Regions from separate parts of the Mus musculus genome. Here regions 1, 3, 4, 5, 6 and 7 are each linked to region 2. The links are chromatin loops, found by intact Hi-C in ENCODE. Cell type or tissue: gastrocnemius. All regions are shown on one strand.

Region 1 (4,000 bases), 270 kb before region 2:
TTGACTTTGAGATTTCTTTTGGGGCTCTGGAGTAGATGGCTTGAAGCCTGAATCTGTCTGGCAGTGGACAGGCACGGAGGACTCAAGTGTTCAGGTGACATCCGTGAGGACAGAGATGGTAACTGAGTGTTTGGGGTAGGTAGAAGAAGATCTGGGAACAGGAGGGACAAACCCACCAAGGAGACTCCCAAAAGAGGCGCGTTCTAGAAGAAAAAGGGAATGAGCTATGTGAGAGAAACTTTAGACAGCTGATGACTGAAGTGGGCTTTGGAATGTAGTAGAGGATCGGAAGGAGTGACATGGGTGGAGGCTAGATCAACCTACGCAGAAGATGAAGTAGCCAGGAGCCTGCAGAACACCCTTCAAAATCTTGAATGACAAAGGGAAAATTATAGTTGTGAAGTGGAGGCCACAGTGGGGTCCAGAGAAGTGGTTACCTTGATTACGTTTAAGATGGGCGTGGTTAGGGCATGTTAAACTGATGATTCCGAAGCTTTGGGAGAGATGGGGTTGAAGATAGAAAAGGACAGTTATTGATTATGGCTGTGAACAAACGAAGGGACTAGGAAGAGAGAGTCTCTTCCCTTCAAAGGAGGGAACAGGAGAGTGGGCGGGGCTTTCACCATGCTGCCCACGGCAACCGAAGGTTGGGATAGACCCCTCGCATGGTTTTCTCTGTGTTCTGAGAGTAAGCGAAAACCCAAAGGGCTCAAGGACCAAGAGAAGGTTTGAAGGAGGAGTCATATCCAGCAGAATTGTGGGCTGATAGACAAACATCACACTGGGCCGGAAAGATGGCTCAGCGGGTAAAGGGGCTTGACACCAAGGCTGCCAGCCTGAACTTAACTCCCAGGACCTACACGCTGGAAGGAGAGAAGCAACTCTCCTAAGTTATGCTCTGACCACCACACATGAGCTGTGGCATGTATACACCCAACCTTCCCTCACCAAGATAGGTAAATACATAATAAAAAGTTTTAAAAAGCAGAATATTGATTCTGGGGTTATAGAGGACCTAACGATGACAGTGTTTTGGCCCAGTAAGACTAACTTACAACCTCCAGTTCTCAGCAGCTGAATGCAGTAAGCCTTATTTCATAATCACATTTCAGTCTAACGAGGATGGACATGGAATAGGCAATCCCTTGACACCCAGGACCCTAACTCCTGTCTAATAGTTCTTTCACCTTCTAGAGCTATAGAGTATTTTCTTGTACCCAGAAAGAATGTGGAAAAGGAGAGGTCATGCAGAGGCTATTATGGGAAGATTTAAGGACCAAGCCTGGTGGTGGGTGATATAATTTCTGCTATATATCATAAACCAAAGTTTAGTTCCAAAGCCCCTGTTGACTGCAGGAGTGACTTGGATATATGAAGCTTGTTAGAGTTTAAAAAAGAAAAAAGCCATCAGAAAGCAATTATCTAGCTTTTATTACAGATTCACAGTCTCCATGTCTTAATCAGTATTCTAGTGCTGCAAACAAGACCACGCCTCCTAATCCCTCTCAAGTAGCGCCACTCCCCACTGACCAAGCATTCAGATATGGGAGTCCATGGGAGCCATTCCTACTCAAACCACCATGGTTATCAGTAGCCTTGTTGGAGGAAAAGTGTCACTGGAAGTGGGCTGGATGTTTCAGAAACTCAGGCCAGGTTCAGTCTTTCTCCTCTCCTCTCCTCTCCTCTCCTCTCCTCTCCTCTCCCCTCCTCTCCTCTCCTCCTCCTCTCCTCTTCTCCTCCTCTCCCTCCCTCCCTCTCTCTCTCCCCTCTCCCTCTCTCTCTCCTTCTCTCTTCCTCTCTCTTTTCCCCTGCTGCCTGTAGATCTCACTCTCACCTCCTCCTCCAGCACCATGTCAGCCTGCTCGCCACCATGTTTTCTGCCAGGATGATAACAGACAAGGCCTCCGAAACTGTAAACCAGCCCCACATAAACGTTTTCCTTTATAAGATTTGCCGTGGCTGTGATGACTTCTCACAGCGATAGATCACTGACGAAGGTACTCTGGTTGAGGGTCTTAGGACTCTAAGAAGTTAAGTATCTTATCTAAAGCTACATGTGTGATAAGTGGCTGAGCCGGCATCCAGTCTGGAGATCTTACCTACTGCATAAGCAGCTAGAGATGTATCAACTCCTATTCAACAGGATAAGGGAGACAGGCATCATTATCGGAGGATGCAGAGAGTGAGATGCTTGTACTCCATCCTAAGGGCCGAGAGCCAGGAAATCCTTTACACATGCTGGCCAGCTACAGCAGGATGCTGGGGCCAAGTTGGCTGGGTTTTATCTCAGCTCCATCTCTCACGAGTTGTTTACCTTTGGAAAAGTTATTTGCCTGTTTGAACTTGTTTTTCTCATCTGTAAGATGGAGTCACTAACACTTAAGTTACATAGGGCTAAGTAAGTTAACATGTGTATCTACTGTTACTGCCAGATTTACTTCTAAGAGGGACCGAATTACTTCATAGAGGCATCAAAAGCACTCTATGGTGGGGGAAGCACATAGGAAACTGTATTTTTAAATGATGAATTTGGGAAGGTGGGCTGTACTCAGAGAACTAATGGCTTTTCAGTTGGGCTGAGACAAACAGCTAACATTGGGCACAAAGGACACATGAGTTAGAGTGTCCAATTGGAGTCTAACTAGTTCCGTTGGAGTAGACACCCAGCTAAGGAATGTCCACATGAGTTCAAAGAGAATGTGGAACTTCTAAAGGTGTAGGGGCAGTGATACAATGACATTAGAATATTATTTTTCACTTTTATGAATATGTATGTCTATGAGCATTTCTGTGTGAGTGTGTGCCACAATGTGTGTGTATCTCTATAGGCCGGTAAAGGAAGTCAGATGCCCTGCGGCTGAGTTACAGGGGCTGTGGGATGCCCACATGGGAGCTGGGAATTGCACTTGGGTCATCAGCGACTGCACTGCATGTTCTAGACCACTAAGCCATCTCTTCAGTCCCTGGGATGATTTTTCTTTTTTTTCCCCCTAAGTATGATTTCATATGTCAAGCAAAGGTACTGAGCATATGAAAAAACTTCTCAGTCTACTCTGTGGTTATATTTCTCAGGAGAAATTAATAATACAATCTTGTGCTTCCTAAATCCATCTATCCACCCACCTACCCAACAATGAAATGCTTTTTACATTCACACTACTTCATTCTACACGGACCTAAGAAGACAGAGAACATATCCACACATGGAGCAGATGAACGGTCCGTGAAAATGTTACACATACAGCATACGTCAGAAGGTGATTGTCTCGGATTAGGATCTTAAACACGATGCAGCCTCTAACTAATTACCACACTGCCTCAGCCTTCTGAAAACACAGACATAAAGGGAATATGAATCATACAATTCTTATTACCTTATAAAAATCCTAGTATCTTTTGGCAAAACAGGCTTTTTCCTTCCTTGAGCTCAGTGGAAAAATAACATGTACTTTCTGTTAATGTCCAGTTTTTAGGAAGTGAAAAGTTAACCTCCCGCAGTCATTTCAGGTGACTCATTGTCAACTGCAGCCCCCAAAACTCCGAGTCTGAAGTTTTCTTTGGATCAGTAGGAAAGGTTTTTCTGAACCTACATTCTTGAGTTTATATCTGAAACATCCTGCCAAAGGCTCCTGTGTTGAAGATCTGGCTGCCAGCCTGGAGCACCACTGGGAGACTGGGTAACCTTTAACAGTGAGGGGAAGTTAGATCCTTTCTAGTGCCCTTGGAGGGCATCCCGTAACTCATGCCCATTTTCTTCTCTCTCTTTGCCTCCTACTTGACATGAGGACAGTTTCTTCCACTTTGCACCCTGCCATGTTAATGCTTCATCATATACCAGAAGCAGTGAGACCAAGTAGTTGCATATGCTGGGAACCAAACTTTCGCTCCCTGGAAGACCAGCCAGTGCTCATAAGCACTGCACCACCTCTCCAGCTTCTATTCCATTTTTGAAAAGTAGATAGCATCAGGTATTTTATCACAGTGATGGAAGCTCACCAGT
Region 2 (4,000 bases):
GAGATAGTCATTCCATACGTGGATGCGAGGTCACGTGACTTCACCCCTGTCCATACCACAGCCGTCGCTTGTGATGTCCTTCAACATGGACACTCGTGCTCTCGGATTGGCACTTCTGTCTTCTTTATTACCTCATTCTCCAGTGAACTGCATCTGGCCAATTGATTCAGAATCAGACAGGATCCCCACCCCGTGGCACATCCAGTGAAAGCCAAAACACAAGCCCAAGCGAGTTTTAAATTTTAATCACCCTTTATTTTTTACACTCGAGAGTGATTGTAATAAAAGCTGTCATTAATAAACTCGGTTCTACCTTACATGGGATCACGTCGTCTTACTTTTTCTGAATCATTTCTCAGATGTAAGTTACTGTAAAACACTCTGGAATGTCTCCTTAAAACACAAAGGGCCGGGGCCAGGGGGACAGCTCATGTACAGTGTGCTTGAAACTTAGGGTTCAATCCCATGGCCCTGAAACCACCATCATTTCCAGAACTCCTACGGAGGTGGGTCAGGATGCAGCTTGAGGACTTGCACTGGTGAACTCCTAAGATGCTGATGAGACTACACATTGATTTTTAGAAACACCAATCAGTCCCGGAAGGGAGGGGAAATTTGTGGATGTAAGGGGCTAAGCCTCTGAGTTGCTAAACGTGGGCAGACACAGCAAGTAGGTGTTCTCTGTCTCAAGGACTGTCCTCTATTTGTTTCAGATGCCTTGGGAACATTACAAAACACAGATCCCAGACCCTGACCCTGCCATTCTGGTGTGTGTGTGTGTGTGTGTACATATACACGTACACATATACATATATATGCTTAAGCTTTATGAACATTTAATACACAGTGGACCTAGATAAAAGTTACAGCTTTTATAAGAAAGTAATTGCCAGCAGCCCCTGGAAACTGTCATGTTAACCTGCTGGAAAATACCAGCGTAAGTGTCTTTCTCTTGTGAAGTGTTACTGAAGGATACTTTTTAAGAACAAATGTAAGGAAAAGCTTCCATTTCACATAGCACTTTTAAGACCAGGCAGGACAGTGTGTCCTAAGACTTGAGAAAGGCCTCAAGAAAAGCAGATACAGAAAGCAGACCTATTTTGATTTTAAAGAAACTTGTCGGGGACTGAAGATGGGCAAGCCCTGTTGATGTCTCTTTACCTGATGCTGTGGGGCCTGGTTATTCCCTCCATGCTGTGGCCAGCAGCAGAGCGGTTATAGTTACAATGGTGCTTTGTTTACAAGGCTCAAAACTAGCAGAAGTTTTGTCCTTGCAAAGACCATGGACTTTGGGGAAAATTACCATTTTTAAAAAAAATTTCTATTGTTTACTGGTTCCCACAAAGATTGCTTCTGTAATATATACTTAAAAATTACTATTCATAAAAAAGAACAGTAAAAACCAGAACTTCTCATCAGAGAGTGGATGAAAACTCCTGTTTCTTTTCCCAGGGTATAGCCCCCTTGACATTTCTGTGGGTTCGCTTCCTGCCCCAGGTCCCAGGCTGACTCCCCTCCAGGAGCATCTTAGAAGTTACTCTGGTCTAAGCTTTTGCTTCTTCGGAAAGGCCTTGGCTCACTCTGGACTGGTGTTTGTGTGGGCAGGAATGGAATCATTTTGCAGCGTGTGGCTCTCCCAGCGCGCCTGTTTCCGGCTCTCTTGGAGAAGAGCCCTGGGAAGCCAGTGGGCGAACAATGGGGGTCGGAGCCCAGTGACCTGGCAGGCCTTCCCCAGCAAGCTTTGCCATTTATACATTGGTGCTTGCTCCTTCTCTTGGGAAATCTGTGCAGACCTCCAAGGAAGGACTGGGAACTTCTCCATAAACTCTGGCTACTGTGGCCAGGAAGCTGGAGCAGGGAACGGTAATTGTGAGACACTGTCAGCAAGTGGAGACTAATGTACAGCAAATGTAGCTGTAGGCAGGGCTGAGTTGTGACTTAGAGTGGAAACATGACTAGGGGCACAGTTATCAGATGTTTGGATCCAGGAAGCAGGGGACAGAAACTAAACTCTAAAGATACCAAAACCATCTTAATGTTCCCCTAGCCTTTAATTTTATTATTTTATTTTATTTTTGAGAGACTTGCCATAGCAGCAGAATCTATTACAGTGTGGCTTTTAAGACATTCTTGGTTTTCGGAATTAATTGGTTCCCTCTGGAGGCCTGCAGCTTCCTTTGTCCCAAGGTTGAGCCATCCCCTCCCAGTTAGACCGAGCTAGACACCCTGGTCCTTCATCTCCACTTCTAGAAACAAGGGCTAAAGTAAATGTACTTTAAAAGTCAGAGAGCGGGTGGAGACATAGTTTTACAAGGTATGCATGAGTTCCACAAAGAACCAGTGTCCAGCAAAACAAACGACCCATGTGGTCCTCACCTCCAAGAACTTCTGGGCCGATTAGGACAGGAAAGTTTTAGTGGCCTGCCCTCTAGTGTCAGCCACGGAGAACCACAGCTGGCTGGTGTTGGAAGGGAGGTTCCTTGCGGATGGATGCAAGCCGCATTCCAGCGTTGGGAAATGGATATGGGCCGAGGGCAGGTGTTTAATAAGAGTAGGTGCTTTCCTACTTCACAGTCCTGAAAGCTGGGTCTCGTTCTGGGAACCCAGGCACGGGACATCTTGTTCTCATCAATATCTGCGTTGGGAAATGGATATGGGCCGAGGGCAGGTGTTTAATAAGAGTAGGTGCGTTCCTACTTCACAGTCCTGAAAGCTGGGTCTCGTTCTGGGAACCCAGGCACGGGACATCTTGTTCTCATCAATATCTAGGTGCTGATCTTGCCACTGGCGTTTTATTACCTTGTTGCAGCAGGGTTTGGCAGGCCTGGTGGAAGCTGGCCCTGCCTCCTGTATCGTCTCAGATGCAGTTTCTAGAAGATGATATTCACTGCCACCAAGTGTTCACCAGCCACTCTGGGGGTGCTATGTCTTCCAGGCACCTATCATCCTAGTGGGGGTGGTATGATAAACGGCATCCCCTCTCAGAGCATAGAATCCCCACTGGAGGGGTTTGTGTGAGCCATGATCCAGGTCCTAAGCCGCACCTCTGGTCTTCAACACTGACTGTACAGGACAAAGGGAGCAGACTTTCCTGGACTTCCCGTTAAAACAAGACTGATTGAGAATCTAGTGGTGTTAGCTTTGATTTGAGAATTACTATCTCCTTTTTCGGAAATGGTCAAAGATTTCTATCTTGTTTTGGTCTTTTGCTTTAACACAAAAGGTTATCAATTAGCTCCAACAGGCCTGATAGTCCTTGTTCTGTATCTCGGGCTGCCTTCAAACTTGGAGCAATCTCCCTGTATCAAGCTTCCAAGAGCTGTGCCAACAAGCTCAGACCTTCTCGCTACAACCTTTGATTTTAGAGACGGGAGAAACCATGGCTTATACATGTTAGGAGTTTATCATGGGTTCAACTGTGTCTTTCAATATTATATTCCCTGAGATTCAAACTCAGGTCCACGGAGTGCAGGGAACCCTCCTGATAGGAAGCTAGCCTGAGGTTCTCATCAGCTGACTGGAGGCAGCTGACCACTGTGCGGTATATGACAACAGTCTGCTTTCTGCTCTTGTAATGTCTTGCTGAGTCCCAGTTTTGTTAAGATAGGCTCTTGGTGTATATCTTGGGTTAGTTAGCTTTCAGCTTGCTGTGTAACTCATGCTGCATTTGAACTCATTCCCCTGGCTTCCACTTCCCAAGTACTGGAATCACTGGTGTGCACCACTATGCCTGGCCAGTCTTGCCACCTTTTCTGGGGTATGTTAAATAAAGAATGCATTATTATATTTAAGATCATGGCAGTGCATTCTGTATTTAATCTTAAAAGCCACCTGCTACAATGATTAAGATCGCATCCATAAAATGATCGGTGCCTTCTGCAGTCTCCTTGTGTTGTCACCAAAACAACCCAGTAGTTCCCTAACAGTTGCAAGCAGCCACTGGGGCCAACAACCCATCTGTCCCTTGACCCCACAGCGTATGGTTGTATAAGTATATTCT
Region 3 (4,000 bases), 400 kb before region 2:
CCCCTTGTGAGATTCCTGAAAGCCCCAACCCTAGCCACAACTTAGTTTTTTGGACAAGCGTATGATTTGGGGTAATATCTCTGTCTAGCAGAGGTGGCCATAGTGAAACAACCACATCACTATTCACTCTTAGAAAGCTGAGTAGGTAACACAAAGAAAGGCAGCAGCTCGCTGAGTAGAGTTCACAAAGCGAACAGGACAAAGCCAGAGAAAAGGCAGTGATCAGAAGCTTCAGGACAATGAAAGTCAAGAGTCGTCAGAAACTATGAATGGCCAGAGCTAAGAAAGACAATGGACAGAAGCCAGTTCTCTGCACAGCAGCTATAGAGAGTAGCTGAGTTGCCAGAACAGTATAGGATGGCATCGGGAACTCACAGCAGCAAGAGAGCACAGTGGCTAGAGCTGGTAATGTCTGGAATGATCTGCATCAGCTACAGTCGGGGAAGGGTCAGGCTCTAACACAGATATTTGTCTTCATTGGGAACTCGGAAGTGAGCTTGGTTCTTTTCTTAGTATTGATAGCATGAATACAGAGGATGGGAGCCTCGGGGCTCAGATACAGACATACAAAAGATGTTCTACTTCAGTGTGACACTCAAGTACTGTCCACCCTCTATCTGCCAGATACCTTATTCTTATACCGTGACTGAGACCTCTTTAGGATCCCTCATGGCCCTGGATTCAGGTAATTAAATTGAGATGGGTAACAAAAAGCCCCACAGGTTACTGGTCATCTTTTCAAGTTTTAAGACAGATAAATTAGTGGTAAATATTCAGGTTCTGGATTCTGAGCATAGAAAATGAATCTGATTCCAGGTAGTAGTGGTGCATACCTTTAATCCCAGCACTTGGGAGACAGAGGCAGGTACATCTCTGTGTGTTCAAGGCCAGTCTGGTCTTAGAGAGTAAGTTCTAGGACAGCCAAGACTACACAGAGAAACCCTGTCCCAAAGAACCAAATAATAATAATAATAATAATAATAATAATAATAAAGTAAAAAATGCAGTCTTCCACATTACAAAGTCAATGGAGCAGTACACACTTAGAATCCCTGCACTGGGAAGGCAAAGGAAGGGGGATCCCTGGTGTTTCCTGGCTAGGCAGTCTAGCCCAGTCTGTGAGATCCCGGTTTATTGAGACACTGTCTCCAAAAATAAAGTGGAGAAGTGGAGAGCAGCTAAGGAAAGCACTGATCACACTGACTTTAGCATGCACGCCCACACGAGTGTGTAAACACACACACAGAGTCTCTCTCTCTCTCTCTCTCTCTCTCTCTCTCTCTCTCTCTCTCTCATACACAGGGCAGGAAGTGTCAGTGATACTGTGGGCATAGAAAACTGACCTTGTGCCAGTCAAAGTCACCCTAGTGGATGATGATCCAGCGGGAGCTGCTCCCCCAATGACCAACAGACTGTTGGCATTTGAATGTAGGGACTGAACTGTACCTAGTAGGGTGTTTAATAGCATCTCCACAGTCCATTCAGCAGATGCCAGGCACAGCCTTCCCCTGAGTGCTAACAGCTGACGGAATCTCCACCTATGGTCGATTGCTCTCTAGAGAGGACAAAAAAAATCAAACAAAAGCAAAACCCACCCCAGGTTGAAACTTGCTAGCCTGGTACTTTTGCTAATCTTCCTTCTAGTGAGAATTTAAGAATGAAGTAGCCTTAAGTGGATGTCCACTAGAGGGCCACCGGGAAGAATCCCTCATTCCAAGGTTAGAGTAAGAGCATCTACTAGCAGTTGTCTATGGGTGTAAGTACTTAACTGTTCCGGCCAGCGTACACAAGCTTTGGGATGAAGAGCATGGAGTGGGGGTGGGAGTGGGGGGTGGTAGTGGGGGTGGAGAAATGCAGCATTTAAGGTGGGAGACACAAGGAATGTGTGCGCTTTACACGCTGAACTGAGGTTCTTGCATGTATCTTCAGCAATGTGCACTAACAGCTTTGTGTGTGTGCGTGTGTGTGTGTGTGTGTGTGCATGTGTGTGTGTGTGTGTGTGTGTGTGTGTGTGTGTCTGCGCACGCTTGTGCAAGCGCATGCATCCAATATATACATATACTCAAATATACTGTACACATTTTAGGTTATAATGCTTTTTTGCATAATATTTATAAGAAATAACACCAAACACTGTCAGCTGTCTTCTTTACAATCTCTATTTATTTTACATCTTTATTATGTATTTATTTAGTATGTAGAGGACAGACAAGCAGCTCGTGAGAGTCATTTCTCTCCTTCCACCAGATGGGTCCTGAGGATCAGGTCAAGTCGTCAGGGTTGATAGAGATTGGCTTTACACATGGAACCATCTTGCCAGCTGAGGGCTATCTCATTTTGTATTGACTACAAATAATTCTGTTTTGTAGATAAAGAATAATTTATGACCAGTACTTTGGAGTCTTCAATGTGCTTAAGAAAGCATATTTTAAGCTGGACATTGGTGGCTTAGGCTTTTTTTTTTAAAGATTTATTTATTTATTTATTTTATGTAAGTGAGTACACTGTAGCTGTACAGATGGTTGTGAGCCTTCATGTGGTTGTTGGGAATTGAATTTTATGACCTCTGCTCGCTCTGGTTAGGCCCACTCCCACTCACTCCCGGTTGGCCCCTCACTCAGTCCCTGACTACTCCAGCCCAAAGATTTATTTATTATTTTTCATAAGTACAGTGTAGCTGACTTCAGATGCACCAGAAGAGGGCGTCAGAACTCATTACAGGTGGTTGTGAGCCACTATGTGGTTGCTGGGATTTGAACCTTCAGAAGAGCAGTCAGTGCTCTTACCTGCTGAGCCATCTCACCAGCCGAAAGCTGTACCTGTTTTTGTTTGTTTGTTTGTTTGTTTAGTTGGTTGGTTGGTTGGTTTTTATTTTGGGGTTTTTAGTTTTGGGGTATTTGCTTGGTTTTTGTTTTGTTTTGTTTTGTTTGTTTGTTTGTTTGTTTGTTTGGTTTTGGTTTTTGGTTTTTGGAGACAGGGTTTTTTTGTATAGCCCTGGCTGTCCTGGAACTCACTCTGTAGACCAGGCTGGCCTCATGCTCAGAAATCCACCTGCCTCTGCCTCTCAAGTGCTAGGGTTAAAGGCGTGCATCACCAGTGCCTAGCCTAGGCTCATGCTTTTAATTCCAGCACTTGTCGGGCAGAGGTAGGGGGATTGTCAGATTCAAGACCAGCCTGTTCTACAGAGCAAGTTCCAGGACAGCCAGGCCTACACAGAGAAACTCTGTGTCAAAAACCAAGCAAACAACAAAAACGAAAGAATGAGAGAAAGGATGGGAACATTTTTAACAGGTAGAATGGTTCGATATACACGTGTCATCTTGTACATGGGTCTGTTGAATAGATTCCATAAGAAGAGTTGTTAGATAAAAGTTTCTGTATGCATATAATTCTCAGAGACTGTGAAACATCCTGGACAGATACCATACCCATCAGCACACTCCCTGCCTCCATTCTCTGTCAAACAGTTACTTGTCAACCTCTTTGCACGTCAGTAATTTCATGAACTATAATGTCATTTTAGCTTTTGTATTTTTAATGAATGGGGTTCAGTCCTTCACAGTGTTTAAGACTGTGTAATTTCTCCCCTCCCCTTCTTACTTTCCTTTTCTCTCCATGTCTTGTTCTAGTTTTTAAAATTACATTCATTTATCTATTTTCAGTATGTGTGCATTGTGGTACCACAGTGTCCAAAAGGAGGTCGACGGGCAACTTTCAAGACTTGGTTCTTTCCTTCTGCCAAGTGGGTCCCAGGGATCAAACTCAGGTCCTAAGGATTGGCAGCAAGCACCTTTCCCCTTGAAGCCATCTCGCCAACCCAATGCCTTCGTCTATTTACTTTTGAGTATTTCATTTCTTTGCCCATTTTCCTATGACTAATGGTCATTTGTTTATGACGTTGGAAACTTGTTGCATGTTGGAAACTACCTATAGCAGTTTGCATTAGTTGCTCTGTGTGTGTGTGTGTGTGTGTGTCTTAGGGAATTAATTTTTGTGCCAT
Region 4 (4,000 bases), 260 kb before region 2:
CTCAATTTGAAAACAGGTGAAGAGCCTCACTATATTAAAAAAAAAACCCAGTTCATTAAAAAAGTAAAAGTAGCCAGCAGGCATAATAAAATATATTTTATTTCACTGGTAATTAGAGAAATACAAATTAAATAATTATGAGCTAACACAGTAGCCAGGGAAACTGGCAAAGATGAAAGCAAAGAGAAGGAGCAGAAGCGTGTTGTGCGGGCAAGAGGTCTTCAGAGATGGCGAAATCAGGGCCTCGCGAAGTAACAACCACTGTTAGGGAGTTTGCCAAAGGCATCAGAAGTCTTCTATATTTTGTATCATTGTTTTACCGCTAAGAAAATAATCAGATAAGTACACCAAGACCTTGAAAATGTGTGAGTATTAGCAACTGTCTAATGTTCATCACAGAGGAGGCACTCAGTAAGCACCAACAGCTGTGGAATTGGAGTAATGTTTCACTTCAGGCAAGTATCTCCGATTTCACTTCAAGTGCAAAGGTGTCACAGGATAACAGAAACACGGAGTATAACAGAATCTATGCTGCCATCCCAGCTTAGAAGGGTATGTAACTGGGCATGTGTGCATGTTCAAACACAACAAAACAAACCAGAAAGATATGTCCCCTGCATCTTAAGGTAGCTCATGCTGGACAGTGGACTGTAGATGACCTAAAGGTATGTTATTCTTTATAATTTCCTTATTTTTAAAGTGGATATATAAGGGCTTGAGAGATGGCTCATTGGTAAAGAACATGGGGTGCTCTTCACTAAGGCCTACACTCAAGTCCTAGCATTCACACGGTGAGTTAATAACAGTCTGTAATTCCAGCTCCATAGGATCCAACATCTGTATGTCCTTTCTAGTCCATATGGGCACCACGCGTGTGCCTGGTACAGAGACATACATGTAGACAAAACATGCACATAAAATAAAAAAGTCTATATATTAACTTATTAGTTTATGCTAAAAAACATAACAAAACCAACCCCGATCTTGTATGCACTCACCCCTCCAGGGTATTTCAGACCCCCATCTTGTTTACTTCATGTCTATGAGACATTGCAGGTTCTGATGCATCCCAGCCTGGGACAGAGCCCAAGCCCAGCCTAAGCAGATGGATGATTAAGGCTGATTCTCCCTATGGTTCAATTAACCTACATGCCGTGTAGAAATATGAAAATTGTTTTAGAAGATCATTATGTGAAACTCTGAGTGTGTATGGGCCGCCCTATCTTCCAAGGCCCAGGCAAGCACGTGCTACGGAGCCCTCATCTTGTGTTTTAGAAGGAATGTCTAGTTACTCCTCACAGGTAGATCATGTACAAAGTCCACCTTTACTCTGATGACACTGGAAACCTGAGGTCGGGCTGTGGGTTTTATATGTATATAAAACTTCAAAAAGCAACTGTGTAATTTATTACTGTACATTTATAGCAATTCTAATGGTGGGTTAGTCGTTTTTATAGGAGTGATAAAATGGGTCTGAGGAGATGGCTAAGCACTTGCTGCTCTTGCATGGGATCTGGGTTCGGTTCCCAGCACCCACATGGTGGCTCACAACTGTCCTAGGCTCCAGTTCTGGGGATTTAATGCTCTCTTCTGGACTCCTTGGCACCAGGAATGCACATGTTGTATAGACATAAGCAGAGACAATGCATTCATACACAAAAGAAAAACAGAAAAAGAGTAATGAAGTAAAAATATAATTAGTAAATAATTATCTATTTATTTCATACAATTTTTGTCTTCATTTCATGCTTATTTCTATAGATAGCAATTCCTCAGCTTGTAAGGAATATGTTTTAAACCTCATTATGGCTGATTGTTAGTAAATACTTCTGGATTAAAATTTAAATATTCTACTCAAAATATACCTAAGTTGCACATACCTTAATTTTAATACTGCATTACTAAATATCTAAAAACTGGGTTATTTTATAGTTGGAAAGTTGTTTTCTTCTTAGATACTTATAAATTATAACACATGATTGATAACTTTCAAAATCATATTTGAATATGACTGAATTTTAAATTTTCAAGTAAACTTAACCCAATTACGTTAAACGTTTTCACAAAAATGAAGTCCTCTGCACTCCAATGCTAAGTTTATTACTGAGTGTAGTAAGTAGTACAATTTCACTTAGGTTTTCCCAGGCCTGAGTTCTCAGAATTTTTGGTTTTAAGGCTCCTTTAAGCTATTAAATTATTGAGGACTCCAAAGGCTTTGTTCATGGGATAAAGTCTCTCAATACTTGCATATTATAACTAACATTTGAATGTTTTTAAGTTTTAAAAATTGTGTGCACATGGGTGCCTGAGCTTGGGGTGTGCATGTGAGTGCAGTGCCTACAGAGGCCAGAAGAGGGAGACAGATCCCTTGGAATTAGAGTTACAGCTAGTTGTGAGCCTTCTGATGCTGGTGCTGGAAATTGCACTTCAGTCCTCTGAAAGAGACTGAAAGCATACACTGTTAACTGCTGAGCTCTCGCTTCAGCCCCCACTGGACTGTTTACATACATCTACATGTATCATGCATACATACATACATACATATGTATACTTACATATATATGCATATATGTATACTTACAAATACACACATATATACATGTAGGTATGTATGTACACACACATATGTAAGTGTAGCTCTCACCAGCTCTTGGAACAACGATGGCATTAAGAGACTTGCTGCCTTTGGAGAACTCTATATGCAAAACCATGGAACTAAAACAGGCAAAAATGCGTTTAATATTATTAATGGGGGGGGAACCCTGAAAGGGACTTGAGTACCTGGAACCACTGGTTTAAAACAGCACAATACATATTTAGGATTACTGTAATGTGTTGGATATTCCAACATGATTCCAACATGACACTGTTGTGTGTATTGTGCTAGCCTGTGATCACCTTTGTCGCATCTTTGAGCAGGAGTCTGAATAAAATCACAAACATGGTCATGGCCACTCCCTCTAAATGCTACTTTATTATGCAAGGATCTATTTCATTAGGCCTGTCTAATTGGATGGCTCTGACAAGTTAATTTGTTTATTTCTCCTTCTTAACTGCTTCCTCCACTTTGCCTGGGGCCCTTGACCAGTGTTGGTCTAGTGTGTGGCTCAATGTCTTGCTTCCCTGGTGGCCTCAGCCGCAATCTTAAACTAAAGGTTCTGTTGAGGGTTTTTTGGGGGGGATGGGAGTGAGTAGTGGGGGTGGGGCGTGTTTCCTCTGTCCTTCTCTCCCCCCTCTCTTTCTCTCTCCCTTCTCCCCCCCCCCCCCCCGTAAATCCCCTTCTGGGCTGCTTGGAAGTCATAAGAAAGCTGGGACAGGTTCTGTCTGCCCTCTCTTGCTCAGACTTTTCCAGTGCAGCTCCAGGGCCCACCGCGTCTGCTGTAGAGAAAAGAGCCTTTCCTTTTAGCATCTGTATTCTCTTCCAACAAGTCGGCCTGGAGCAGGTATAGTTGCCACTCTCTACTGCCACCCACAACTTAGTCACTAGATTTTGCTTTTCTTTCCATTTTCTTTGCCTTTTCTTTTCTTTTTTTGTAGAAGTAATGTGTTAAATATTTAAATCATTGTTTATGCCTTATTCCTGAGCATAGATCAACAAAGCTCTCTTTCTGGGTTTTTGTTTGTTTTTTGTTTTATTTTGTTTTTTTTCCATGTAGCCCAGGCCTACCTCAATCTCACCATGTAGCTGAGGCTAGCCTTGAACTGCTGGTCCTTCTCCCTCCACTTCGAAGTGCTGGAATTGTGGGCATGTTGTCACCCTGACAAAGCTGGTTTTCTTTAAGTTTTAAATATTCATCTATGTATTTGTACATGTATGTGGTGCACAGGCCATGGCCTACATATTAGAGATCAGAAGACAACGTGTGTATCCAGGGGTAAGCTGGATGTTACTGCCTGGAGTACTCAATGTTTCCAACCGTTCAGGTTCTCTGTTCTTCAGGGTCATTTCCACAGCTCTAAGGTGCGTATTCACACTGACATCTACACCTGTGATTGTTCC
Region 5 (4,000 bases), 160 kb before region 2:
GGATTCTTTGTGTAGCCATGGCTAGCCTCAAACTCAAGAGATTCCCCGTGCTTCAAAGGCATGTGTCACCACTGCCCAGCATCAAGGAATATTTCTGTCAAGAAGTTTAACAAATATTCTACATTCTGCATTGCTTAAAAATATGCTGAAAGCATTAATCTTCACAAAAGTAACACTGGCTATCTGAAGTGATAGGGGACTATTCAACTAGTGTTTTGTTTTTGTTTTTGTTTTGTTTTGTTTTTTAGCCATTCTCCAAAATTGCTGATGAGCGATCTGAATTGCACCTTCTCCATTGATCTTCTCTTGTTCTGAGATAGGATCTCAGGCCTCCCACTGTAGTCCAGAATTTAATATGTAACCAAGGATGACTTTGAACCCCTGACACTCCTGCCCCCACCTCCCAAGTGCTGGCAATACAGACACACAGCACCATGGGCTATTGATGTTCAAGATTTTATTTTGAGAGATGTTTTAGGTTTATGGTGCAGGAGGAGGAAAACGTCATACTATGGCATTTCTGTTATATGACATGTCCCCAAAGGCAAAACTATGGAAATATAAAACATCAGTGGCTTGAGTGGGGGAGGGGAATGGGAAATGTCTAGGCAGAACCCAGAAGGTTTTTAGGACAGAGAAAATGCATGGTATGATGCTCTAATGAGAGATGCATGTCATTAGACGTTCATTTAAGCTACGGATAAGCAGCACCAAAGGTGGACCCTAGTTGAGCTCTGGACTTTGAGTGATAATTATGAGTCAGAGAAGGTTCATCAATTGCAGCAAATGAGTCACGTTGGTGGGGAGTGGTGGTGAAAGGAGAAACCATGTCTGTGTGAGAGCAAGGGTACTTGGGTATCACTTAAGGATAAGGCTAAGCCATCAATTGGATTTAATTCTAGTCCTTTTTTGAAAGGTGCCATATAGTGTAAGAGAGACCTCTGCTCTGACTTTTCCTGTGTTCTGCAGCAGTGGATCTATTTATATACAGAAAGCATCACAGCAGCACGTGTAGGCTTAGGTAAAGCTTGTCAGGTCACTCCTGTTAATAAGGAGCCCGATGGGGGCCATTGCTTGGGCTGGGTGGAGGGAGCTAGGGTGATTTCATCCACTGCTTGCCAGAGACATGGTATGGAGTGAGTAGTGTTCCTGGCCCTCCTGCCTTTTGGGTACCCGGATTCGCAACTGTGATTGTAACATAGCCTCCTGAAAGCCAGGTCCATCTAGAAAGAGGTTACTGCAGGTAAAAAGGAAACTTCTTGCCTTATCAGAGCTTGACTGCAGGTTGCAGATTTTGAGCAAAAGGCAGAGGAAGTTACTCAGCAAAATCCTAGGCAGAAGACTTTGAGACCTCAAGTTCTCCACCGCCACCCTGATGGCATCATCTGCAGAGCCTCTTAAACATGCAAAGTTCTGGGCCCAGACTCACTGGCTGGTTCTGGAAATTCTTATCTTTTTCTACCATGGATGTCTAAAGACTAAAGTCAGTTCCCCTAGATGTTGCCACACACTTCTAAGCTGCCCTTTCTTCTCATCCCACAAAACCCTGGCATCTGTTTCCCTGCCCGTGTGCCAAGTGCCTGAAGAGTGTACATAGACAACTGCCGGGTACCTGCTCACCCGTGCTTCTCAAAGTTTCCACTCTCCAGTTCTGTCCTCTCCCAGAGGTCAGGAGTGCCCTGCATCTATAAACCCAACTGGGATTTCCCAGAGGGAGACAGTCCTGTATGTAACTCCTGCATCGCTTCCTGAGCTAGGAGGCAGGTGTGTTCCTTTGAGAATGTTTCATCAAAGGTGAGAAAAATTTCGTGGTGTGGAAGTGGACCTGGGTCAGGACGCCTCTGGGCCAGCTTCTCTTGCTCGCCTCCACTTGCAGGATGATTCGTTTCTTTGGCCGTTGGGAAGAGTGGATTAGTCAGAGAGATAGAGTATCCTTTGAGATACCCACTCCTCCATTCTCTCCTCTTTAATGGCCTAGATCCCTCTTGAACATCTCAACGAAGCCCGCCTGTTCTGCTGTTGGGTGGCAAGGAAGGTGTCTGCTCTTCCTCATAGCAATGCAGGAGGAGGTCGGTGTGATTAGGTGGCAAGGGGACCGTGTGTATGTGTGTGTGTGTGTGTGTGTGTGTGTTGGGAGGAGGGCGCTCACCCAGCCCTCGCTCCCCGAAGCCACCCTCTTTTTCAGGGTCCCTCCGGAGCTGCTGGTGGCCAAGAGAAGGACCCGCAGCTCATCCACGGGGGTCCGGTCCCTCTGCCCTGGCTGCTTTAGGTCTGTGAGCTACGGGGTGTTCCCTCGTCTCTCTCGGCGGCAAGGGGCTCGGGAAGAAGGGTCGGGGAGAAAGGAGGCGAAGAAACAGAGAGACACGCGGACCGCGACAGAGGTGGCGCGGCTGCGTCGTGCGGCTGCCTCTCGGGAGCTCCCGAGCACGAGTCGAGCGCGCGCGCGCCTCGCCGACCCAGGCGCCGGGCGGAGCTGCGGGCCGGGGCGGGCGGAGCGAGCGGCGGGAGGAGCGAGCGGTGGGAGGCGCGCGAGCGGGCGGCGGGCAGCGTCTCCGCCGGCATCTGCGCGGCCGCCTCTGCCCGGAGCCCGGGGACCGAGCGCCGGACCCGCCGCCTGGCGCACCGACGCGGAGCTCCCGCTTTGTGCTCCGTGCCGGTTCGAGGAGGCTTCCCGGAGGCTGCGGCCACCGCGCCCCGGCGGCCTCGGAGGCCCGCGGCTGGAGGTGCCGGAGCTGCTCGGTCCGCGCGGCTGAGCCCCGCGTGCCCCACTGCTCGCCGGGCTGCTCCGAGCCGGGGTGCTCCGGGGCTCCAAACTCGGGCTGGCGGGGCAAGTGTCTTCATGAACCCAGAGGATGTCCGGGAAGCACTACAAGGGTCCTGAAGTCAGTTGTTGCATCAAATACTTCATTTTTGGCTTCAATGTCATATTTTGGGTAAGTTGGAGCGCTCCTGGGTTTCCAAGTGCTGTGGCGGATGGGTGGGCGACGGTCCCCCGCCGTGGTCGCTGCTTTACTTTTCGCCGCCCCCGGAGCTCCTGCCCCAGTCGCGGCGAGAGGCGTCTACCTTCCGCCTTCCCGGCTCGAGCGCGGGGGAGAGAAACACTTCATCCTTTCCAGGACTCGGAGGAGGTGAAAAGAGGAACCAAGCCGGGCAGGGGGCAGCCAGGCCTCGGGGTGGCTTTTTTCTTTCTTTTCTTTCTTTCTTTCTTTTTTTTTTAAGGGGGTGGGGGGGGCGCGAAAAGCTGGGGTACAAATGGGAGGACGGCTCGGCAGTTTGAGAAACGAGGGAGCACACGGATTAGATTTGCTTCCCGTGGGATCTGGATGTTGGGCAGAGCGTGGTGTCATAATGGGGCAGGCTAATCGGGCAGAGCCGACCCCGAGATCCACCTTCCAGCGCCGATCTGATTGGCCGAGGGCTTGGCTCGGTGTTGCCGCGGCTGGTCTGTGCCGTGCTCAGCGTGTATCTCCTTGCACCATCTCCGGCTTTGTGTAGGATGCAGATGCCGTGGTGTGTGGCTCTGTAATGTGCACGTAAATAACACGTCCTGCATGCTCCTCTCCGGCAGTAAAGCGCTCCCTTTGCATAATGGACTGGCCAAGTGGGCGTGCAGGGTGGAGGGATTTATTTCTCTGTGTATCCTTGTGGAATAACTAGTCATCAGTCAACATATGTTTCGGTGTGCGCGTGCCTCGCGTCTTCCCCTTTTAAAGGGGTGACACACAGGTTTTCGGAACCCTTGGAGACATGCAAAGGAGAAGGTGTGTAAGACCTGTTTTGCTGGCAGAGCAGGTGAGCCGCGGCTTGCAAACCGGCTCCCAACCGTGCTCTGCGTGACACTCCCTCGTGCCGGGTGCCTATTGTAATCAGGCTGGGACCCTACTCTTTTGTTGTGATTCTTTTCTGAGACCTTCCAAACGTGTTCAGCAACCAGACAAAGAGTTCTCTAGGACAAGAGGGGAAATGGTTTGTTGGTTGGTTGGTTGGTTGGCATTGGTTG
Region 6 (4,000 bases), 350 kb before region 2:
AAAGCAAACATGAAGACATTTTGTCTGCAGTACGTAATTGTATAGTTCAGATCCTGTGAGATGAGGTGTGGCTGTTAACGCCGAAGGGTAAGCTGAACTGTGGGTAGCAGAGTGGAAACCATTGGCTGAGAGAAAAATGCTCTTTAAGTGGTGGTTGTTATGAATTCACACTGATAACTTGATAAAGATCCTTATAAAATACATACGGAATTAATAGCATTGCTCTTATTATGTACGTCAAGAATGTATAACCGCCTGCTCTTGTTGTCACAGATAACTCCCTGTTCAGTGCTTTGGAAATAGCGATGCTCACGATCTCAGCATTCTGTACCCTACATCTACTGTGTGGATCATTGAGAGATCTTTTGACATTGCAACATGATATGGTCTATGTTGGGCTGCATTCCTGGCTGTCTTGTATGAGACCCCGGTTGGCTCCCTGAAGCTGATTGATACAGTGTACAGGCATGAAGGTGGCTGATGAGGCTTTCTTACCAACATGTGGGATTCTAGTAGTTGTATCTATTAGAGATTAATTCTCATATTCCTTTTCATTCATTTGTAAGAAGTATCAACTTTAGAAGTGAAAAAAGAATCATAAAATACAGTTTTTAAAGTTAAAAACTTTGAGTAGGATGTATCTTTGTTATAGAAAGTTGAAATAATTTGTAATGGATGAATAATTATAATGGAAAAATGAAAAAACTGGACAGAAAGATTTAGCATATACTATATAGGAATTAATAACTACAGCACTTACATAATAAGTTAGGCAGTGTTTTATTCTTGTCACGTGTTCATAATATATGTAGGTATTTCTCCCTTTTATAAATGAATGAGAATTGGGATTTGGTGTATCACCATTTGATACATTAAGATTTAAATAATTTCATAGCTTCTGTCAGATACAGAGTATGAACTTGTGAATAATTCTTAATCACATAAATCACACACTCCCTGAAGATGTAATAAATAGGTTGTAGTACATTAGATTCTAAATTCCAGTTAGACTCAGCTACAAGCTAGGCATATAAACAGCCAGCAAAGCTAGTCACAAATAACCATGGAGACTAAGGTACAGGGTTAAAGTATGAATGTTTTTATTGGTGCTCTAAATCACCATCTAAGATAGATGGTAGTGTTCAACTTGACAGAAATAGACGTTCTTGAATGCTGCTGGAGTTGCATTTAAAAGGTTAAATTTAGTAAATGGCCTGTATGGTGGGTACATATCTGTAATCACAGTGCTGAGATGGAATGACCATAAGGCCAACCTGGGTTACGTAAACCCTTTATCAAAAAGACAAGGACCAGGAATGTGCTTCATTGAGAGTGCTTGCCAAGCATGTACTATGTTCTGTGTGTGATTGCCAGCACTGTCAGGAAGATGAGGTGTAGTGTTGGGTCTCTGTGTATCACGTTTCTCATGACACCCAGCTTTGTATTCTCAGTGTGGAGTATTATGGGGCAAGTGGATAGATATTCTCATTTGGCACCAGCCCTCTAAATACACATCAAATTGATGAGTATACCTTGAGGCCAGCCTGGTCCATAATGCTAGTTCTAGGACAACTAAGGCTACACAAACCCTGTCTCGAAACATTGAATCCAAATGAATCCCACTGTGGGAGGATGCCTGAAAGCCAGTGCATACAAATGCCACTTTGTAACATCCCCTCCCCTCCAGCTGTGGTCATGCCAGTCGTGGGTTTGGTTTGGTTTGGTTTTTTAATGTGTATGCATGCATGTTTTGTATCGTGTGGTGCCTGAGGTGGTCAGCAGAGGGCATGAAATCCCTGCAACTGAAGTTAATTACTTAGCACAGTTGTGAGCCACCATGTGAGTGCTGGGAGTCAACTGGATCTTACACAAAACCAACGACTCTGCTTACTGCAGAGCCATTACTCCAGCCCCATGGCTCTTGTTTATGTGATGGTATGTTCATTTGTTTTTCATGACAGGCTTTCTATAAGCCCAGGCTGTCCTGGAACTCACTGTAGACTAGGCTGGGCACCAGAATAAGTGCTGGGATTAAAGGTTGTGCCCCCAACACTGCCCGGTAGTACTTTGATTTTCTTTCTTTGGGGGAGAGGGGAGCTTGGTGTAGTGGTGCCTGCCTTTAATCCCAGCACTCAGGAGGTAGAAACAGGCACAGCCTGATCTACAGAGGCTAGCCTGATCTACAGAGCTATATCTAGGACAGCCAGGGCTATACACAGATTATATAAATTTTGTTATTTTGAGACAGGTTTTCTCTGTAGCCTTGGCTGTTCTGGAACTCATTCTGTAGACCAGGCTGAGCAACTGCCTCTGCCTCCAGAGTGCTGGGATTAAAGGTGTTCACCACCACTACCCCTACCCAGTTTTGTATTCTCAGATTAAGACTCCATGGTCTAAATGTCTAGATGGCAATAAATATTTAAATCAATGTAAAAATCACTTGTAGAAAAAACGAAAAACACCGTCTTAAAACTCAAATGGGAGAACTTGCTTATTACCTGTATTTTTTGTGGGTTTTTCTTTTTCTTTTGAGCTTAGGTTCTACACAGCCCAGAATGGCTTTAAACCTGCCTCAGCCTCCCAAATGTTGGGATTACAGCTGTGTGCCTGCTTGTTTGTTCCTTTTGAGACCTGGTGTCGTTTCATATCTCCGGCTGTAATGGAAGTCAGATCCATCTTATTGCAGAGGATTGGAATTAAATGCGTTCACTACCGACCTTGCTTGCTTTTTTTGGGGTGCGGGGTGGGGGGGATTCTCTAATTGACAAAATGGGGCTTTAAGAAGATTTTTAGTTCTGGCAAGTACTTAATGGGAGTCTCCTGGTGATGGGAGTAAAATGTAGGCTACTCTAAAATGGCAAACAGGCATTTAGAACATGTGCAGTGGTATACCTCTTCTTGACTTACGTGGACTATTCGTGTAATGTTGCTGGAAATTTCAGGGAACAGTTGTGCAGAAAATACTTGGTATGTGTGTGAAGAAGCACTGAAGAGGCCGAGGCCAGAAGATGGACATTTCCAGCACATAGCTAACTCGGCTGCATACTTCCATAATGTGTACTATACATAGCTCCTGTCTCAGAATGGAGTTTAGCTTCGGATTCTTTAAAGGCTACTTACATTCTACATTTTGAGACAGTACTTAAGTGCCATTTGTCTTTTTGCCATTTAAATTTGCCTAAATATTAGAAAATTAGTCTGTCAGTGACTTCTAATAAATCTGCCTTTTACTGTGGACACAAATGCCCTGGCAGCCTCACCTGTGACTGTCTAAGGTGTTGCCCGATGATTTGGGATCCTTGGGATCCAGGTACTGCTTTCTGAAGCTGTGATAGGTTGTGAAGTATGATGATGTGTGAGTCAGTGGGGTCGAGCATGGGAGTCACTGACTGGGTGGCTACTTCTGCCAGTTCCTGCACAGCCACATCTCAAGTGCCTGTTTGCTCTTGGTGGGTAGCGGCAGTCCTGCACACACAGGCAGCACATTCCACCATCTCCCCGAGTTCTGTTCCACTATTGTTGCTACATTGTTTCTCAAGTGGGCTTTTAAGGTCTTGAATGACATGGAGTTACTTTCAGACAAGTATCTGAAGAGCAGTTGTTTGACAGCAGTTAAGAGTTACTGTTCCTTTTGAATCAGGTAGTGAGATGCACCAGACGGTGCCTGTCTGCAGAGATGAAAGCATAAAGCATTGTTTTGCAAAGTTTTTCTTACAAGTTACAATAAAAAGTACGTTTTGTTTCATGACCCCATTTGTATACGTGTATATAGTAAAAAGGTATCACATGTGAGGAGATGTTTTCTGTGCCAGTCTTTCTCTCTTCTCTGTTGCCATTGATATCCATGGAGTACACCATAAAAGGTATCCATGCGGTAATGGGGCAGTGGAAGTTCTAAGGAAGTCTGTCGAAGTGTTTTATTACGGTGAAGGAACTCCATGACCATGGCAAGGCATTTCATGGGACTTGCTTACAGTTTCAGAGGTCTATTTCATCATCG
Region 7 (4,000 bases), 450 kb before region 2:
CTTCATTTTCTGATGATATAAACTGAACACCCAGCCCACCTCCATTACTAATTCTACTGTCAAAATATGAAATGTTCCCCTAAATATGCCACATTCTTGGTCTTAAAAGCTCTCCTGATACAGCTACATCACAAATGGTGCTGGCACTTTGCTGGACTAAACGCCATGCAATCCTGGTATGATAGACCTGAAAAGGTGCTCCAATGGCAATGAGGTTAGACTGTGACATTAGCCTTATTCCCGTCGATTCCCTCTGAAATCCCAACAAATACAACTAGAAAAAGTGGGATAATCATTCAAACGTTTAATCTCCCTTTACATATTATATTAACATTCATATTACAAGGCATTCCATTCACAAATATTACAGTTTGATAAAAACTTTAAACACACACACACCCAGAAGTCTACACCAGATTCAATCACTTTACTAAATCATTAAAATAAAGTCATGAAAACATTATCATCATTCTCTTAAAGCAATAAGGTCTGAGGCACTCTGGGAAAGATGTCTTGAAGTATGTGTCAGTGGTATCAAATTATACTATAAAAGTCATGAGACACCCAGCAATCAAGGATACTCTTGTGACAACTTTATCCTCTGGTGTTTGAACCACCACCGAGGAGCACAGATTCCGGGCAACCTAGTCATTTCTGATGAGACTCTCAACTCGACCGAGGAGAGGTGCATTTGCAATACAGGATAGCAGCAGCATACTGAGTGTTTACAGTACCGCAACAGGCTCCTTTCTCATTCTGTTATGTTTACTAATGGTAAAGCCACAGCCACCCGTGACTGTGCACACACCTGGGGACATTTTTTAACTCCCCCATCCTCTGCCACAGGACAACTGCCTCTTCTCTTGAGTGCTCCAGAGGTGCAGCCTCACATCAGAAGGGTCTGAAAAAAGGGGGCTTCACACCTGACCAAAGAGAGGTCTAAAGCAGCAGTGCTCTGTAAAGCCACCCCGCAGCTGCCGGCCACTTCCTGCAGCACACACCAGACCTTAAAGTCTGACAACGTCTCACTCACTGACACACAGTCCACACTGCGCGGAGTCTTCCCTGCAGACAGACAAGATAAATGAACAGCATGGGGGTGAGAGGAGACCAGGTCCTAACTAGGAGTCACTCACTAACGAGTTATGGATCCGTTTCTGAGAGCAGATATCCTGTCAAAGCAGAATCAACCCAGACCGAAGGTCATATAGTGTTCAGTAATCGTGTATATGGAATTTAAAATGTATGCATATATATATTTCCATATATATCAATATATAGTAAAAATCTGGAGCAACATGTTGCTAAAGTTTCAAGATTTCTCATCTCCAACCTTCTGTTGGGAAGCAGCTGGCCCTTGGTGGCTGGTCTGGCAGTGACAAAGCAGTGAGTGCAGGTTGAAGTCAAAGTGCTCAAGGGGCAAAGAAGAAAACACAGTACAGAAAACTGAGGGGGTGAGGCCAGTGGTGGAAGGAAGTAAGCAATGTTTCCTTTATTCTTCTCAGCTTTCAGACCCAAAAGCTCTTGAGGACACACACCAAATGCTGTAGTCCATTCTTATCCACAGTCAAAACAAAACGAGTGATTAAAAAAAAAAAACTTCATTTCCATACTTTCAATAAAATGCACAGTACGAGATGGTGTTCGTATGTTAGGCATCTTGAGAGAAATTAAAACTGGGACATGAAATGAGGCCGAGAGCTATCGAGTCTCCGGGTGAGAATTTCACAGCCAGTGTCCGTGACCAGCAGGGTGTGCTCAAACTGAGCAGATCGCTTCCCGTCCCTCGTCACTGCAGTCCAGCCATCTGGCCAAGTCTCATCCTGCCATCCACCTGAACAAGCGAAAATAGTTACTTAGTTCTGCCACTCACATTCCTAAACAGATGCTAGGTAAGTACAGATCCAGAGGAACTAAGCCGTCAAACGCGCATAAAGACCCTCTAACACTTTTGTCTAGCTGAGGCCTTTCCAACTTCATCCCATCTGCAGCACTAATGAAGTAATGTCTGAATTTCCTCATGTGTATCTCACTATCAAATCAAGATGGCATTTCTAAAATAAAGGTATCAGACTTCCTTTCAGCAAACACATGGAAACTCCTCCCACAAAAGTGTAGAATGTTTCTGTAGAGCAGAAATGTACAACTGGCAACTTTCCAGAATAACGGACTCAACTGTCCCAGTTTACAAAGTGAACATGAGTTTCCGGACTGCTGTTGCGTGTCACTCCTGAATTGTAAATAATTAATAGGCATACAGCTAGAGGCTACAACAGATTATACTATAAAATCCTTATAACCAAAGAAATCGTGGCAAAGAAAAACAGGGTTTTTGAGGGCTAACAAAATGAGAAGATAGCCCCTGGCAGAGCACGAGGGTCTGAGTTGCATACCCAGCACCCATGGTAGCAGCCAGGAGGCTCTGGGGTATCAGACAGATACCTCTTCTGGGGCTTGGTGGCAGCCAGCCTAGCCTAATTGGCAAACCTCATGTCCCAGTGAGAGACAAATTTCAAAAACAAAGTAGAGGGCTCCTGAGAAACATACCGTGAGGTTGACCTCTGGTCACTAATTATTCACACCTGGAGGACCTGGAAAGGGCGTGCTTCAACAGAGGGCTCAGGGCACGCTGGCCAGCAACCCGGACATGCTGCCCTGCTTAAACCCAGTGAAGAACTAGCACAAGTATTTCCCAGTTATAATCTGATAAATGCCCACCATTATAGCCCGTGCCATCAGAGGATCATGAGACTAGCTACCAGAGACTAGTGTCTGTGATGTGCTTCCTTGGGATGCAGCGTCAAACTACAAGACTGGAGTGCTGACTGTAGGGCCAGATGGCTCATCAGTCTGGTAAATGTTGCCACATAAGCCACTGTGTGACCTAGGCCAAATTACTCTACAAGGATGTCCTCTTCTAACATCTTCCCCAAAATGGAATTAACTTATATAACTGTGTGTCTCCTCTTCACCCTCCTACATCAATCAAGAACTTCAACAGAGGCTAACGTAGGATCTCCCTACTACCACTCATCATTTGATAAGATCTTTAGGAATCACCATGTAAAACGTGTCATCTTGTTAGAAACCCTTAGGATGTTCAATTCTCTACACATTACCAAGCGAGTGCAATAGGGAGAATGAAGCAAAAGGAAGAAAACAGAACCAGTTACTACTGATCTGATGAGTAACCAGATATAAAGAGAACCAACCTCCACACATGCTCCACCCTCTATATCCAATGTGTGCACTTGCAAAAATTGGATACATAAAAATTTAAAGGAAAAAAGAAATGTTATAAACTCTGGTGGTTTGAAAATGAGTGGCCCCTATAGACTCATGTGTTTGACTAATTGGTCCCCAGGGAATGGCACTACTAGGAGTAGTACATGAAGTAGGTGTGGCCTTGTTGGAGGAAGTGTGTCACGAGGGGTGGGCTCTGAGGTTTCAAATGTTCAACGCAGGCCCAGTGTCTTTCTCTTCCTGCTGCCTGCCAGAATGATTGTGGAACTCTCCGCTCCTTCTCTAGCACCATGTCTGTCATGTTCCCTGACATGACAATAATGGACTAAGACTCTGAAACTATAAGCCAACCCCAATTAAATGTTTTCCTTATAACAGTTGCTGTGGTCATGGGGCCTCTTTACAGCCATTAAACTCTAAGACACAAATAGAGTATTTGAAACACATATACTCACCTTCACAAATCATTGGCTCAATTGTAAACACATGACCCGACTTCATCACACCAACTGCTTTATTTTCTGAAATTAAAAGAAAAATGTCTCAAAAGACATCAAACCCAACAATGGGCATTGAACTAAACAGCTCACTGTTTAGTCACACAGGATTAACATATCCAGTAGTTCCCTCCATTACTCTCCCAATTCTTCCAGTCTGTCACTCAGCACAAAGGCTATCACCCATAACCGCTGCTGGCAGTCAGTTTACTCTTGGCCCATGCTTTCTACAATAAAATACAGGGATGCCCATAGGCTTC

The links. Peaks named below come from ENCODE experiments on the same cell type or tissue, not always from the same donor. Only the 100,000 strongest peaks of a DNase experiment are listed, where the experiment ranks them.
Region 1: it touches region 2 in a loop (2.7-fold over the local background); 37 of 42 quality-filtered maps call a loop at or near these places.
Region 3: it touches region 2 in a loop (9-fold over the local background); 8 of 42 quality-filtered maps call a loop at or near these places.
Region 4: a loop joins it to region 2, with 4 times the contacts of the local background. A loop is called at or near these places in 35 of 42 quality-filtered maps.
Region 5: a loop joins it to region 2, with 3 times the contacts of the local background. A loop is called at or near these places in 16 of 42 quality-filtered maps.
Region 6: it touches region 2 in a loop (2.8-fold over the local background); 8 of 42 quality-filtered maps call a loop at or near these places.
Region 7: it touches region 2 in a loop (5-fold over the local background); 9 of 42 quality-filtered maps call a loop at or near these places.

Annotation. Positions count from the first base shown.
Region 1 is chr3:138,632,551-138,636,550 of GRCm38, forward strand. No RefSeq gene overlaps it. Among named protein-coding and RNA genes, the nearest start is that of 4930425O10Rik, 92 kb to the right of the region's middle. In gastrocnemius, no CTCF peak of the experiment used is centred here; no DNase peak of the experiment used is centred here.
Region 2 is chr3:138,904,110-138,908,109 of GRCm38, forward strand. It overlaps Tspan5 (tetraspanin 5), which reads left to right. Exons shown (of 8, transcript NM_019571.5): 8 at 1-324. Among named protein-coding and RNA genes, the nearest start is that of Tspan5, 160 kb to the left of the region's middle. In gastrocnemius, a CTCF peak has its summit at 2,442 (motif pointing left); DNase peaks (open chromatin) are centred at 1,704, 2,441 and 2,789; H3K4me3 peaks cover 775 bases; H3K27ac peaks cover 1,347 bases.
Region 3 is chr3:138,505,219-138,509,218 of GRCm38, forward strand. No RefSeq gene overlaps it. Among named protein-coding and RNA genes, the nearest start is that of Metap1, 18 kb to the left of the region's middle. In gastrocnemius, a CTCF peak has its summit at 1,663 (motif pointing right); a DNase peak (open chromatin) is centred at 1,682.
Region 4 is chr3:138,639,876-138,643,875 of GRCm38, forward strand. No RefSeq gene overlaps it. Among named protein-coding and RNA genes, the nearest start is that of 4930425O10Rik, 85 kb to the right of the region's middle. In gastrocnemius, a CTCF peak has its summit at 2,351 (motif pointing right); a DNase peak (open chromatin) is centred at 2,375.
Region 5 is chr3:138,739,728-138,743,727 of GRCm38, forward strand. Tspan5 (tetraspanin 5) reads left to right here and starts at 2,481. Exons shown (of 8, transcript NM_019571.5): 1 at 2,481-2,933. The coding sequence starts at 2,853. In gastrocnemius, no CTCF peak of the experiment used is centred here; DNase peaks (open chromatin) are centred at 1,633, 2,467, 3,082, 3,409 and 1 more place; H3K4me3 peaks cover 2,293 bases; H3K27ac peaks cover 1,828 bases.
Region 6 is chr3:138,556,981-138,560,980 of GRCm38, forward strand. It overlaps Eif4e (eukaryotic translation initiation factor 4E), which reads left to right. Exons shown (of 8, transcript NM_007917.4): 8 at 1-2,716. Among named protein-coding and RNA genes, the nearest start is that of Mir1956, 33 kb to the left of the region's middle. In gastrocnemius, a CTCF peak has its summit at 1,789 (motif pointing right); a DNase peak (open chromatin) is centred at 1,768.
Region 7 is chr3:138,458,667-138,462,666 of GRCm38, forward strand. It overlaps Metap1 (methionyl aminopeptidase 1), which reads right to left. Exons shown (of 11, transcript NM_175224.4): 10 at 3,699-3,764; 11 at 294-1,834. The coding sequence ends at 1,671. Among named protein-coding and RNA genes, the nearest start is that of Adh5, 18 kb to the left of the region's middle. In gastrocnemius, a CTCF peak has its summit at 1,747; a DNase peak (open chromatin) is centred at 1,777.